Linked DNA regions of Homo sapiens: region 2 is linked to region 1. A link is an interaction called in ENCODE POLR2A ChIA-PET data of the cell type or tissue named here. Cell type or tissue: PC-9. All regions are shown on one strand. Each heading gives the region's core, and the rest is flanking DNA. Links, peaks and the distances in the headings are about the cores only. Region 1 has its middle 130 kb from the start of HMGCLL1. Region 2 overlaps BMP5 (bone morphogenetic protein 5).

Region 1 (7,636 bases), core at 1,447-6,446:
CTATCTATCTATCTATCTATCTATCTATCTATCTATCTGTCTATCATCTATCATCTGTCTATCTATCATTTTAATAGAGACAGGATTTCACCATATTGGCCAGGCTGGTCTTGAACTCTTGGCCTCAAGTGATCCACCTGCCTTGTCCTCCCAAAGTGCGGAGATTACAGGTATGAACAAACCACCATGCACACCCACCCTTTCTCTTTTTAACACACTCCAATGGTGTATTTGCTGTGACTCATTTTCCTATTAAGGACAATAATGATCTCCACCTAGGTAAATTCGGTTGTCCATTCTATTTCATCTTCACAGACCATCAGCACTTTGGCCTTGATACACTTTCTCACTTGGCTTCCAGGATAGCATAATCTCTCCCTTTATCTCCTAACTTACTGGCTTTTCCTTCTCAGTTTTCTTTGCTAGTTTTGCCTCATGTCCCCAGACTCTTAATGTACAGAATCCAAGAGTTCATTTTTTGTTTTCTCATCTCCAACTACACTGACTCCCTGCATGGTCTCATCCAGTCTCCTGGCTTTAGATATCATGTAAATGATAGCAGTTCCCAAGATATCTTTTTACAGAGACTTTTCTATTGAGCTATAACCTCATATATCTGATTATCTGAATAAACTCTCCACCTAGATGTATACTAAACATGTCAAAATCACTCTGCCTAACCAAAATCCTGATGTTCATCCCTAGTCCTTCTCTATCTGCAGCCTTATTTATCTTAGTTATTCCAGTTTCATTCTCTAGGTGCTTAGGCTAGAAACCTTGGGTTCTGAAATTAGGGTTTGAAAAGTGAGCTACAGATATAAATTTTAGAATTATCAGTACACAGATTATTTTCAAAAAATTCCCTAAAAATATGTTTTGGCTGGTATTTAACAGGATAGTCATATAAAGTATTTTTGTTTCTGTAAGGCACTCTTCAATACAAATGTATTTCTTACCTACATCTTATGTTAAATCTATAAACACTTAAACATTTAGTTAATTAGGCAAATAATTATTATAAATAACATTTATAAAGCATTAATTGATGAATGACTGAACTAATACAAAGTATTTATTATATGGCTAAACACAGATTTTCTGAAGAGGTTTGACTAGCTGGTCCATTTGAAGCTAACTAAACTAACAACAGTTATTTATTTTCTTTTCTCCCCTCTTTCTTTCAGATCCTGTAATCAATCTCTTAATAATTTTTGTTTAAGGATGACTTTCCCAAAAAAGGTAAAATCATTACTCTCATACAGATAAAAAATTAGCATCTGTAAGATATCTTACGTAATTCATTATTAATGAAATAAGTGAGCAAGCGTTAAACTGCTCAAAGGAGAAGTCAAAGAACAGACACATTTATGGATAAGGAATATTAAAACGAATTTGCAAATAGACACGAAACTGACTTATTACATAGTGGAGCAGGGAAGTCTCTACTTGACAGAATTTATTTGCATGTCTATAGAGAAAAATTATTTTGGGTCACTAGTAAGTGCAATTTAAGGAGTTGTAAAATAACTCCAAGAGAGTGAAGGGCACAGAGCCCCGCAGAATTAGAATCAGATAAGCCAGGGGAGGAGATTGTAAGTAATGCAGTTTTTCATTGGAGACACCCAGTATTCTTTTTTGCTTATTCCAAATTTTATTCTGTAAATACTTATACCCAGTATCTGTCATACAATAGAATAAAAATCTGAAAACTGGAGAGTAATAACATGAAAAGAGGAAGTTATTATTTTTCATTAATCCATATGTATTTAGCTTCTTCATAAGAAATGAAAAGTTATGTTAAACATAATAAACATACTTTAGTAACAACCATTCTTCAAAAACTTTTATGACATTAAAACATTGTATTTTTGGTTATCAAGTTTATATTCAAATCTTCTATTATCATAATTCAAACCACAATACCTCTAACAGACTATAACACTATTATTCTCTGTAAAAAAAAAAAATTAGCACTTGAGAAAAAATTGGTCTCCATTATCTTAAAGATTATCAATTAAATAACTCCAGTTAAATTTATATATGTGTGATATAATAAAAGATTTCTACTCCTTGTTATCCATTTCTGTCTTAGAGCTTCAAAAAACTTGGAATTTCCTGAGTGGAAATTTTCTGAGTCAGAGTATTTGTTAGGTTAATTAGGTGACTCATTATGGGACCTTACGCAGATTCTGAATGGGAGTTGGTCACTGAAAACACCCACCATATGATTGTGACTAGAGGACTGAAACTTGGGAACAGCTCAGTCTCTGGCAAGAACCAGGGGTACTAGAATTTGAGCTCAATCACATGGCCAATGATTTAATAAATTATGTCTATATAATGAAACCCCAATAAAAACTCTGAACCTGAGATTCAGTGCAGCTTTTGGGTTGGTGAGCACATTGATTTGCTAGGAGGGCAATAGGCCAGATTCTACAGAAGCGCATGGAAGCTCTGTGCCCCTACCCCACCCCAATCTCAGACCTTGCCTATATGCCTCTTCCATTTGACTGTTCCTGATATGTATCATTCATAACAAAACAGTAATTGTAAATACAGTGATTTTGGTGAATTCTGAGTCATTCTAGCAAATTATCAAATCTGAAAGGAGTGGTGAGAACTCTTGATTTTATAACTGGTCAGTCAGGTGCGCCTGTGGCCCTGAGATTTGCAGTTGATATCCGAAGTGAGTGTAGTCTTGTCTTCACAACTGTTTGTACAAACTTGTAAGGCCTGTGCTAACTCTAGGTAGTTAGTGTCAGAATTAAATTGAATTAAAAGGCATCTAGTTGTCAGAGAATTGGTTTTAGAACATATGTAGATACTGAGCAGTGTAGAATATTAAGTCAGCAATAATGGGAAAGTATTATGTTGAAGTATTATATTTAAGAAACACATAAGGAGTGACTGAACTTCTTACTGAGTCTGTCCATGTGCTATTCGATTATCTGCTCAATTCAGTTAAAATAAATCAAGCCACAAAACAAAGTAAGCTCTTCTATCTACGAGTATTGAGATCTATTGCATATAAGTTACAGTAACCTTTGCTGAAGCAACATTTCCAGAGGGTTTCCTTTTCTACCCACATAAAAACATAAAGAGGAAACTTGTGGGCCAGTTCTTCCTACTGCAAAAAGGAAAATGGCAAGTATCCAATGGTTGTGAATAGTGTAAGTGGTAAGCCTGGATGATGTCGGAAAAAAAACTACTTTTTAAGTCATCATATTTCATTACTTACACAATTTTCTGGCATCAGTGCATCTTGACTTCATCTAACCAATTTTTTCAGCCATCTACAAAATAAAAATGTAAGGCTTTTACAAAGAAATATTGGGTAAAATAAATCCAGACATAAACAGTATGTCTGCAGGATTGTTATAGCAGCTCCAATTATAATGAAAGCAATGTTTTTAAGCTTTCTTGCATTATGAACAGAATGCTCCCAGTATTACAGAATCCAGGAGTCTATTTATAATGGTCTCAGCCTCCCTCACTATACCAAATCCTTAGCATGCAAACTGAAGCCAGAAAACCAAGGATCCAAATTACACCATGCAGAATGCCAAAGCAAGTTTCTTTTTCATTTCCTAAAGCGTTAAGACTAAGAATGTAAAAAAAAAAGCTAAAAATATGCTTATCCTTGAATCTTCAAATGTGTAAAATAAAAAGGATTCAATCTCTATTTCTTTATTTCTTGAATCACATATGCATAAAGCAGCACTGAAAGTATTTTAAGCTGATTTTGTGGCAAAGAGGAAGCTTTGCAAAGAACTGAAACAGCACAAAGGAGTTAAGTCCACATAACACATCATCTTTGTCTTGCAAGACACAGTAGAGAGATCTCACTGATTTCAAAAGAAAAAGAAGTGCTATTATGTTAAAAGGTCTAAGCATAAAACTGCTAGAAAACAAAGTACTACAATTATATCTGCTATATGTAAATCTCAGGTAGTGAAAGGAACAAAATGATTAGATGGTTGATGAAAATCACTGTAAAACTGTGCTCTTGATAATGAGTAAAATTGGTTCCTTGAAAACCTTCATTTCCACATAAGTCATAATGAGAACACTGGTTTCATACCTACATGTTGTTAGGCCATTTTACAAACTAAAACACCCAAACTTCGGAATTTGAGCTATTTTTCTTCTGTTTTCCATTTCAACTATTGAATTAGTAGCAAACCATCACAACTGTTTGTTATTACACAAGTTAAAAGCTATGAAGCTCTGAACATATCCATTATAAAAATGTGTTACTTCCTAAAAGTACTAAAACGTTCTTTAGCCTGGAGATGTCCATAGTTTTTCTAATCCAAAAATGAATTCTGAACTGTTTAATTTCATATTTTCAATTTAGAAACAATAAATCAGTAATATTTTAGTAGACATTGGCTTTTGTTTTTTAAACCCAAGATATACATGGATAGATGACCTTCTCCTGCTCAGTAGGCATAAAACTTATAACGTGTAACATCCAACTGGACTCACATAAGTCCTGACACCTCATGCCTACAAGCAGGAGAGATCCTAGGCAAAACTTCAAGGCAAATGAAATGTCTTCTCGTAACCCTTAAGGTCCTTTTCATAGCACTTCACAGCTTCAGAATCCCTTCTGTTCTATGATCCCATTCTTACCAAGGGCTCTTTTGAGATTTTTTATGTTTTAAAGGGCAGTTTCTGAAGAGGGCAATGCTTAACAAAAAGATATAAATTATGTTAGATACATTTCAAGTATTTCATACTACTTGATCAGCTTCCACATTAGGCTCTTTCAGCCTCTGTATAGTGGTGGGGAAAACTGTCTTTATAATAGTGAAGCTAATGATTTAAGAATGCTTAGGATTGATCATTTAACCCAGAAATATTTTCATTAAAAAATGCTGTCTTTGGGTAGATGGCACTTATTCTTTATGAAAGCCTCTTTCTAAAGCTAGAACATTTAAATTATTTTCTTGTTCAACTTATCTATTATCTGTCTCTCTTGCTCTTGTTATATTCCTTTCTCTGCAATTCCATCCTGATTTTAATACTTTATCCTAAACTTCTAACTTTTAAGTTATTTCTTGTAGTATTCATAAACCTAAGTAACCTTGTGAAATTATATTAGAAGACAGTAGGCATTCTTACTGAGAAAATATGAATCTCAAAGACCATTTATTTTAGAAGTAATCATAAACACTACTTTCAAAATTCTCAGTCTTTTTTTATTACAGCACTTGACCTTGGTTAGCCCCAATAAATTCAAAAGTCTTTTAATAGTGACCTAATATTTTCTATTCATTTAAACAATATTTTATTCCTGGTGAATTACTAAGCTTTTCGATCTATTAAATAATCTCTTGTTTTTTAAACTAAATATTTTTTAAGTGTGTTCATAACACATTTCTGAGCAATTTATTTCTACATAAGTAAATAAAATTCAATTTAACAGTGTTACTTTGTTTTTATTATTTCAAATATTTTCAATGTGTTCCTGAATAAGAAGGCTTTTTAGCTTTTAAATATATTTTAAAAAGATAAGAAAATAAGTGCTATATTTTTCTTTTATGACTCTAGCAAGTCTGTAACCACAAATATTCATGTATAATGATTATTTTATTTACCAAACTAATTTGGTAAATATGTGTTCTCTATGGGCATATATAAAGTTCCAATAAAAATTTCACTTATTTGGAGGAAACATTTATAGTAATCTCTAAGTTTTTTTTTTTTTTTTTTTTTTTTTGAGACAAAGTCTCTCCCTGTCGCCTTGGCTGGAGTGCAATGGTGCAATCTCAGCTCACTGCAACCTCTACCTCCAAGGTTCAAGTGATTCTCCTGCCTCAGCCTCCTGAGTACCTGGGATTACAGGCACTCACCACCAAGCCCAGCTAATTTTTTGTATTTTTAGTAGAAAGGGGGTTTCACCATGTTGGTCAGGCTGGTCTCGAACTCCTGATCTCATGATCTGCCCGTCTTGGCCTCCCAAAGTGCTGGGATTACAGGCATGAGCCACCACGCCTGACCAGTAATCTTTAAGTATGTTTTTAATTATGTTATTTGACAAATGAAAAAAGAAACCTATTCCTGTATATCTTAATGTCTACATTAACCTGGCTTCAGTGGTCTTTATGGAATTGTCTTTCTTGTTTACTACAGGAACTTTTGAAAAGACTTATCAACTTTTCAATAGAAGACATAAACAGACAGTTAACCTAACAAGATTCTTTGAACCCCTTGCCTAAAAATCTTGGCATTGCTGCTTGTACCAATTATAGCCTCTTATGTCATAAGAATTTCCCAAAGCTAATCAAGCTTCCTCCTACAACCCCTTCTTCCTGCCCCATTCCCTCCATTGCTTTCTTTAACCAAGTTTCAGAATCTCAATAAAATTCAATCTTGCGCTTCCTAGTCTGAGACATTCCCAAAGCTCTGTTCAAGTGGTGTTCTCCCACACTACAGTGAGCAATAAACTTAACTTTGTCTTATCCACAGTTGGTGATATATGAGGAGCTGGCATTCAACATAAACATAGTTGAAAACATTTTTTCTCTCCCTCAAAATACAAATATTTCTAAATTAAACACAATTTTGGACCTATCATTTAAATTGGCTGGAAAACATACTTTTTTTGGAATCTCTTTGAGAAATTCTAAATAAGTGTGTATTATAGCTTTAAAGCTTTGAAATGGTTACCTGAGTAATATGGTAGTAAAAAGTTCACAGAAAAGACAAGGTTTTTCATGTTATAAACATAGTAATAGAAAGGAATTTTTCTCTAAACTTTTTCCAAGTTATTTTAAAGGTCTGTTTACTGTGTTTTTTATAGAATTTATGAAGTTTTACCACAAAACGCAAAGCATTGAAAAGGTCATTCACTACTATGTTCAAAGGAGTTGGAAAAAATCACAGTTGTGAATTGCCCATCTTCTTTTTAGAGAGAAGAAACATACATTAATTCCTTTAAAAATTGTCATGGTTAAAGTACTTGTGGCAAGACCTTTCTGAAATTTAGATATAGGTCTACATTCATGACTCATTCCACTGGACCGTTCCATATTCCTACAGTGTTGCCCTAATGTAGAACCTCATATACTACAGTTCTGTTCAACAGCAATGACAGAGCCAAACTCATGCTTCTTATTTTGAAAGTCCTGTGTTTCTTAAGGGTAGGATCCTTGTCTTCTACCCATTAAGTAAGCAAGAAGTATTTTAATGAAGCCAGTTAAAGGAATGAGGTAAAGGCAGGCCAAGAAAGTGGAGAGATGTCCAAATGGGGGAAACAAGTGAGAAAGAGCTCCCAGGGTTTATGGACTTCTACTAGAGGGTGAGGAATATGTGGAAACACATGCACTGTTAAGTTCAGTTAAGATGAAACAGGAAGTCAGAGATACAAAGACACACAAGTGTACTTTTATTGTCTAGAATCTTGTAGATCCTTGTCAAGCTCACTTCTTAATTACACAAACACACACAATCATCATATGATGGTCAGTTCACTTATATGCTAATTGGTAAGATTTCTTAAGGATGGTTCTAGTATCCTTTGAAATTAGCTTTAAATTGATGCCAAGGTATGAAACATTAGTTTTTATAACGGCCCATTCTAAGGATGCTTTGCTATTGCTTATTTTGAACTGTGCCTTTATGCTTTATC
Region 2 (7,636 bases), core at 1,421-6,420, 53 kb after region 1:
AGAAAATTATGTAAAATTGTATTAGAAAAAAATGTTGAAATGGAATTGAATGGACTCAGCATAACCCATTGAAAATTATACTAGATGATCTATTGTATAATGTAGTGGCCTATGAAATAGATTTTATTGATAAAGCCTCCACAGAAGAGAATATATACGTTTAAATAAATAAAAATGACTATATACATGATATTGTACATAGGAAAAGAGTCAAAATGAGCCAGACTAATTTTAGGAAATTCCCCGTTTGTCTGAAAGTATGCTTTTTATTGCAGCCATAAACCTTAATACAGATCTTTTTGTTATTATCAATATTATTTAATATTAGTGGCAGCCACATGAGCGTACTACCATATTTCTATATTTTTTCAAAATGACATTGGAGCTGTCATCAAAGTACAGAACAGAGATGGCATTTAATTTGGTTGGAGCACAACAAGGCTTTGGTACGTGGTCAGGAAACATCAGATGAACCTGGGAAAGAAAAAAGGTTTTGTTTTATTAAGAAATAAAATATACATTCTTTTGCAGTTTTAAAATGGTATGATTATTTTATCACTCATAATCAGGCACACCATTAAGCTGATCTCCCTTCTCCCATTTATTCCATGACTGGGGTGGGGGACTGAAGGATGTATTCTTAAGCATTAACACCTGGAATCAACCCAGCCAATTCAATTATGTGTTTGAACCTTGAAAAATATCTCACCAAATAAAGAAAACTTCCTCTATAGAATATTCAGTGGAAGTTTTCCTAGGGAAAGAACACAGCAACTAGCACGTTGTTGCTTTTAGTTGAAATAACTGTTCCTATATATATCATGAGGAATATGGAAGTTACAAGAGCAAATCAATGAAAACACATAGTTGCAGAAAGATTTGGATCTAAGAATTATCTTTTAAAAGGAAAATTAAGCAATAAATCATACATTTTAAGCCAACTCTTAATTTTCCATGGTAAAAGAAGCATAAAAATCATAATAAAATAAAATCCACATATAATCCAATACTTGCCTTAGAGCAATGATTTCAGCTCTTCATAGAATTTTTTTATCACATTGGCTGGAGTTTAATATCCATTTACTTTTTTTCTCCCTTGCCTGCCCCCTAGACAAGTGCCAAAAAGCAGGCTAAGCTAAATCAGAAGCAAAGGGCCTAGAGACTTTACAAATGAACATCCACCTCCCCAAAAGCCTAAAAAGGTGTCTGTACATGAAAAGTGAAATGCTTAAGTAAAGGGTTGATAATAATTTTGATCAGACTGGCAGTCTGCCTATGATTTGAAATAATTGAGAAAAGAGCCAGAACACAGTTCCCCCATTTCCCACCCACCTATTCTGGCCCTTCCCCCAGAGGAGTTTATGGGAAATCCCACTGATGAGTCTTACGGGATCCACAAAAAGCAAATACAGCCTCTTACAGTTTTGGCTGTACAACGTCCTGGCTGAAATGATATAGGGGCCTTGCATGTGGACAGAAACAGCAGGAAAAATGAGGTGATCTGACATGAACTTGAAATTTCCTAAGGCCTCACAAAACTAAAAGTTGGATAGTTTCTACAAATTTCTGATGCTGCTTATGTCCTTCATCAGCTTTATCTTCCATAACCCACACATACATGATTGATAATCCTGCTGTTTCAATGGCCTTGGCAGCCTAACGGAAAAAAAATGGATTGTTCTTGAATGGTTTCTCAATATATTAGTCACAAACATGCTTTCCTCCGTCTTTTTGTTTCATGTCCTTCACAGAACAAACATAAAGCGTGCACAACACCAGGGAAAAAAAATCAAACTTCACGTGTATGCTCCAGTTTTGCAATGACTTATGTCCTACATCCCAGGGTAGAGATACAGAGCAGACTCTTGTTCAAAGTTTGTGTCAGATTTTTTTTATATTTGTTTTTTGATACTTTACTACAGCCATAAGAGCTGAAAATATGTATTTATTTATTTTAAAAAAGAAAAAATGAGAGAAGGGGGAGTATTTGACAAAGGGTATTTTTCAATAAGTAGGCATTGCTTAGCCTGAGGGAATTTTTGATACATTAGATCCATATCTAAGGAAGCAAAAGTCTGCTTTCATAGTCATCAAAATGATGATAAAAAGAGGCAAAGAATTTTCTGAGAAATTAAATAGCATTACTTCAACTGATAGGAGTTATTCTATGACCTTACAGAAAGACAGTGATCATGAAGTTCTCTTCATAGGATGAAACAACAGCATTCTTCTTTATCTGATATGCTTTCATGTCAACATGAATTCTCATATACAAAGAGAAAAGTTAGCTTCTTAAAAATTCTTTTAGTGGTAGAAGTTTGAATGCAAAACATCCATCCTTGCAAAGCCTACCTACACTCCATACTCCTGGAAACACTATTCCATATAAAGAAGAGCTTATACTTACAGATAGCAAAGGTGAAGTCATATCAGACTTTAAATCCCCCCAGAAATTTACTCTTTACCTTGTATATGGCACTAAAGTAGGCATTCTCACTGGTCATGAATCAATAAAAAGAAGAATACTTATAAATAATTTATTATCAAAATGTATATTTGCTTTATCTTTCTGTTGCTCTCTAGCCCAAGGTTATTTCCAGTCTTTGATAACGTTCATGCTCTAGTTGTTATAGATTGCACTTTTTGGTGTCTAGATATTCTGTCGTATTTTATTAAGTCAATAAAGATGCCAGTAAATATCAAGTCATTCAAGTATTTGCTTTTGCCAGTTCACAGATATCATTGTTTATTCCTTAATTCAGCTTTAAGTTTTAAATTAATTGTGGGGGAAAATAGCAAACTTATGGAGAGTCGAATCTTCACAAATTCTAAGAGTAATTCTTTCTTTTTCCATAAATAAACCTCACCCACAAAGACAAGATTGTCTACTATCTACTTTTCTCTTACTGGCGTCCACCAAATAATTCCACTCCCATCAAGCCTTGATTCTAAAATAATGTGTTCTCTCCCATTCTTCTTAAATACAAAAGTTAAAATTTTTATATTAGCCCAAACATTGATTTAAAATTATGTCACATAGTCTGGTATGTTTTCTAGGAGCCTCTCATTTAGTCTTAGGGAGATTGTTCCTCTGCCAAATCGATAGGCCAGATGCTATGAGGTACATCAGACTCTCAATAGGTTTCATGAGCTCATTAGGTACAAGGCAATCAGTTAATCACGTCAACCCTTCAGTACATTGTTCATAAAAATAAGCCTAGATTATTAGAGATTTAATCACTGCTAAGTTTCTGAGATTGAGGAATAAAGAAAAGGAAGTATAATTTCTACTTTAAAGATTACAGGAGGAGGAGGAGAACAATAAGAAATAGAAATTAGCTTCCTATTTGTATACTACATTGAAGAACTTTTATAATACCAAAGTATGTTATAGAACATTCTTAAATAATTAAAAACCCTCAGATGAAATTTAGTACAGCTATTACTCAATGTTTTTGCAATGATTACTAATGAATTGCTAGGTTAGAAACAGCCCCAGGGAACCTGTGTGCTTAGTCATACTGTGTAATGAACAAACAGTTCAAGATGACCATTTCATGTTATTACTCCAGTTTTCCTAGCTGAATCCTTCTCCATTGTGTAACTGGGATTACTCTAAACCAGCCCGAGTTTCCTGACTATACCCACAGTTGTTACTTCAGCTCTAAAAAGAAACAAATGAGTTTGAGAAGATAAAATAATGCATTAAAATTGTAAATAGATGCTTTCCTCTAAAACAACTTTATAATATGCTTGCATTCTAAGCTTTTCTTAATCCTTCAAAAACAAAGCTTACCAGAGTCTGAACTATAGCGTGGTTGGTGGCATTCATATGGGCGTTAAGTGGAAAAGAACATTCTCCATCACAATAAAATGCAGCGTATCCTTCTGGTGCTATAATCCAGTCCTGACACATACACACACACACACACACACAAAAAAAAAAAAAAAAAAAAAAAAAAAAAAAAAAAAAAACAACAAGAAAAAATATCACCAAAGTAAAAATTTTTAAAAAATCTTAAAAGTTATTGAAATATATTGTATCTGAATAGGTTTCTATTCTTGGTCCAACAATTATTCTAATGGAATTATCTTCCCCACACCCTTTAATTTTAAGCTGAAGTTTAGGACAAAAGTATAAATATTTTCACAAGAAATTGTCCTCTCTAATTACTCCCAAGGGGTAGTTATGTAAGATATTCATAGTATGTATTAAACATGTATTCACGAATAAAACTATTATAAGAAAATAGCATTCTAAATATTGTTTAAACAGGAAATGATGAACTCTGGAAAGTTCAAGTGAACCCGAAAGAAAAAGGAGAATCAAGTTAATTGAGATCATTCTCATTACTTCTTAAGAACTCATTCTTAGTTTTATAAGTCTGACAACATCCTAAAGCCTTAATATTTTTTCTGCATGCTGTTTTTCTTTCCATTCATGCATTAACTTTATGGTCTCTTTAGAAAAAATAAATTGGAGCAAATTCCTAAAAACTGAACATGATAAATTTCGGGAAGCTAAAGAATTGGTACATGAATGGTTGCCTTGATATTTTTCCCACAGAGAAATAAAACTTGGCACAAATGTAGGAATTATTGAGTTATTCATGTGGAAAGTTTATCATGAATTTTGAATATATTTACATTTTAATAGTATTTCTCAATACAGGAACTCATATATGAGAATCCATTCTAATAGAATATTAGGAGAAGTCTTAAAATTTCATTTTAAACTGTCACCACATAGAGCCATTAAAAAATTACTTTGGTGAAATTTTCCTCCTCATCCTGTTTCTAAAGGCTACCCAAAAGATAGCAATACATTTTTAAGTGCAAGAAAAAAAAATGTCTGTCATCTTCCCCATGACAGGGACATTCCAATAGTTGGAGACCCTCAGAGGCTTAGTGGAGTTACTTATACTAATATGAACAAATCTTCTATTTACAATAAAATTAAAAGTTTGGAATACTTAAACAACGGCACTCTTTTTTTTCTTCCTAAATATCTTAGTGTTCTATGTCTCATTCAGCGTAGTTTTTTTGTTTGACTGTGATACCTACTAATCATGTTTCAATGGTAAAAGGTTAATTGAGAAATGAAAATAAAGTGAATAAGCCATATTCTAAATGGTCATGTCAAAAATCATTGGGTATTATATTGGAAAATTACTGCCAAAGACTATGACTTATTAAGGATTTATGATAATTCAGAAAAGAAGCACCAAAGTTGACTGAAAATTCCTACCTGCCATCCCAGATCCCGGAAGCTCACATAGAGTTCGTGCTTCTTACAGGCTTGTTTTTGCTCACTTGTGTTATAATCTGAAGATAAAAACCACATTTTGAATAAATGGTTGCTTACAGATATACTAATACTTCTTTTGTGAGATCACTGGTAAGATTTTTTAAAGGGGTTTTATTTGAAGTTGTGGAAAAATGAGTTTCAATCTTAAAGTTAGAACTACTTACTAACCATGTGAACTTCAGTCAAGTTACTTGTCCTGAGTTTCTTCTTCTGTGAGATGTAGACAATACCATTTACCTGATGAAGCTCTAACATGGATTCTGTTAAGCCATCTACTTGACAGGGCACAGCATGGTGTCTGTCGTTCATTGAGTACCATCTGCTCAATGAATACTTATTCATTAATTCATTCATACTCTAGGGGTACTTAATATATTGAGAGAGATTATATATATATAATATTTGTGCAATAACTTGTAACATCTTCCATGAGGCAGATACTGGGATCTTACTTAGCTGATTTTATTTTAATAAATATCTTAACCTCAGGATACCACAAGTTGAGCTTCTAATCATCCCCCAAAATCCTGTCCACCTGTAGACTTCATTCTTGACTAATGGTAGTTGCCTGGGTTAAAAAATAAAAACCAAAACAAAACAACAAGAATCAAAATAGTTCTTTTTTTTTCTTTCATTTACACATCCAATCTGTCAGGAAATCTCACACACTATCTTCAATAAGTCCAAAATGCACCTGCTCTCACGCCCTTCATAATTGGTCTTGGTCCAAGACACCATCATCTCTGGCATGAATTACTGCAATATCCTCATTGCTAGTCTCCCTGCTTCTGCCCTTGCTCCTCTATAGCAAACTAGTCAAGTGGACCTTTTAACAAGTAAACTTAATTACATCACTTCCCTGCCAGTCCCTCTATGGTCTTCATATCATTAAGAGTGAAATATTCTCAGAGTGGTTACAAGGCTCTTTACATTTTGGTCTTATTACCCCTCTGACTCATTTGATCCTATTACCCCTCTGACTCTCACTTCTTCTCCTTCACCTTGCTCCAGCCACCATACCTCCTTGCTGTTTCACTCACAGTCAACCTTGCTCCCACTTTAGAGCCTTTTCTCTCACTAGTCCCTCTCCCTGGATAGCTACATGGCTAATTCCTGCATCTTCATGTCCTTGCTTAAGCAACATCTCAACAAGACCTTCACTACCCTTTTAATATTGCAACTCTCACCCTGATACACCTGATTTCTCTCACTCTGTTCTGATTTTTTTCCATCTCAATTATCACTTTTAGAAATGCTATGTCATTTCCTCATTTATTTATGTGTGGCTTCTTGTCTGTTTCCTCCCACTAAAATATAAGCGTCATAGGGGCAAGAATCTCGTTTGGCTCTGTTTTGCTCACTGATGTATCCCTAGTGCCAGGAACAGTGCCTGGCATAAAATAAACATTCAAAAAAGTATCTGAGGAGTTAATGGACAAATTTCTCATAGTGTTCCATAAGTGATTTGAGGCAAGTGAAATACTATCATTACATATTTTGGAATGTAATCTGAAATACCCATAACTTTTTATAATTGTTTTAAATTATTAAATATAAATGTAGAATTTCAATCTTGCATCTGGAATAAAGTAAAATACTGAAGAAACACAGAGATTTATGGAACATTTTTCATTCTTGTCTTGTGTTGGGTTTGCTCACATTTTGTACAAATAACATTCGAAAAACTAGTCCACTTTGATTATTTCTAAAATAAAATATTAAAGAAATAAAATTAAAAAATAATTTGTTTTACAGTTTTTGTTAAAGTGTCACCTTCCTGTTTAATTACTCTCAACCTCTAATGAAAGTGTAGGCAAGTTAGAGATCAAAGGAGCCCATCATAGAGGGCCTTGCTTCTCATGGTTACTTCAAGTAATTATTTGTTTAATGTTAATCTAAAAAACAAGCTAATGATTAAATTTTGAAATCAAGGTATTTTTCTTCTAGGTTATTTATTCCTACTATGCAATTAACTTCATTAAAACAGATTAAATAAGTAGATAATGGGAAATGGGGGAGAGAGGATTTATTTCAGACTCTACATTCTGGTTCTTCTTCAGGGAAATATCTCCCTTGCAGCTAACTTTGTTCAGGCAATGGATAAATAACACTTTAACACTAAACATGAAATGGTTAAATTTCCTCGATCGTGTTTAGAAAAAGAAATAATTGATTCTACTATTGGTTTGATTTCATAAACTCCTTGATATACAAAACGGGGAAAAACAAATGTTAGCTATGCATTGGACCAGGGGTCAGCAAACTTTTTAAAAGTTTTTTAAACTTCTTTAAACTTTTTTTTAAAGAAACTGATAGTAAATATGTTGG

The links. Peaks named below come from ENCODE experiments on the same cell type or tissue, not always from the same donor. Only the 100,000 strongest peaks of a DNase experiment are listed, where the experiment ranks them.
Region 2: POLR2A ChIA-PET joins it to region 1 with 23 read pairs; 2 of 35 experiments call an interaction of 5 or more read pairs at or near these places.

What each region holds. Positions count from the first base shown.
Region 1 is chr6:55,702,439-55,710,074 of GRCh38, forward strand. No RefSeq gene overlaps it. Among named protein-coding and RNA genes, the nearest start is that of HMGCLL1, 130 kb to the left of the region's middle. In PC-9, for the core only: no CTCF peak of the experiment used is centred there; no DNase peak of the experiment used is centred there.
Region 2 is chr6:55,755,209-55,762,844 of GRCh38, forward strand. BMP5 (bone morphogenetic protein 5) reads right to left here. Exons shown (of 7, transcript NM_021073.4): 5 at 5,249-5,325; 6 at 3,797-3,907; 7 at 1-474. The coding sequence ends at 325. Among named protein-coding and RNA genes, the nearest start is that of BMP5, 120 kb to the right of the region's middle. In PC-9, for the core only: no CTCF peak of the experiment used is centred there; a DNase peak (open chromatin) is centred at 3,513; H3K27ac peaks cover 1,929 bases.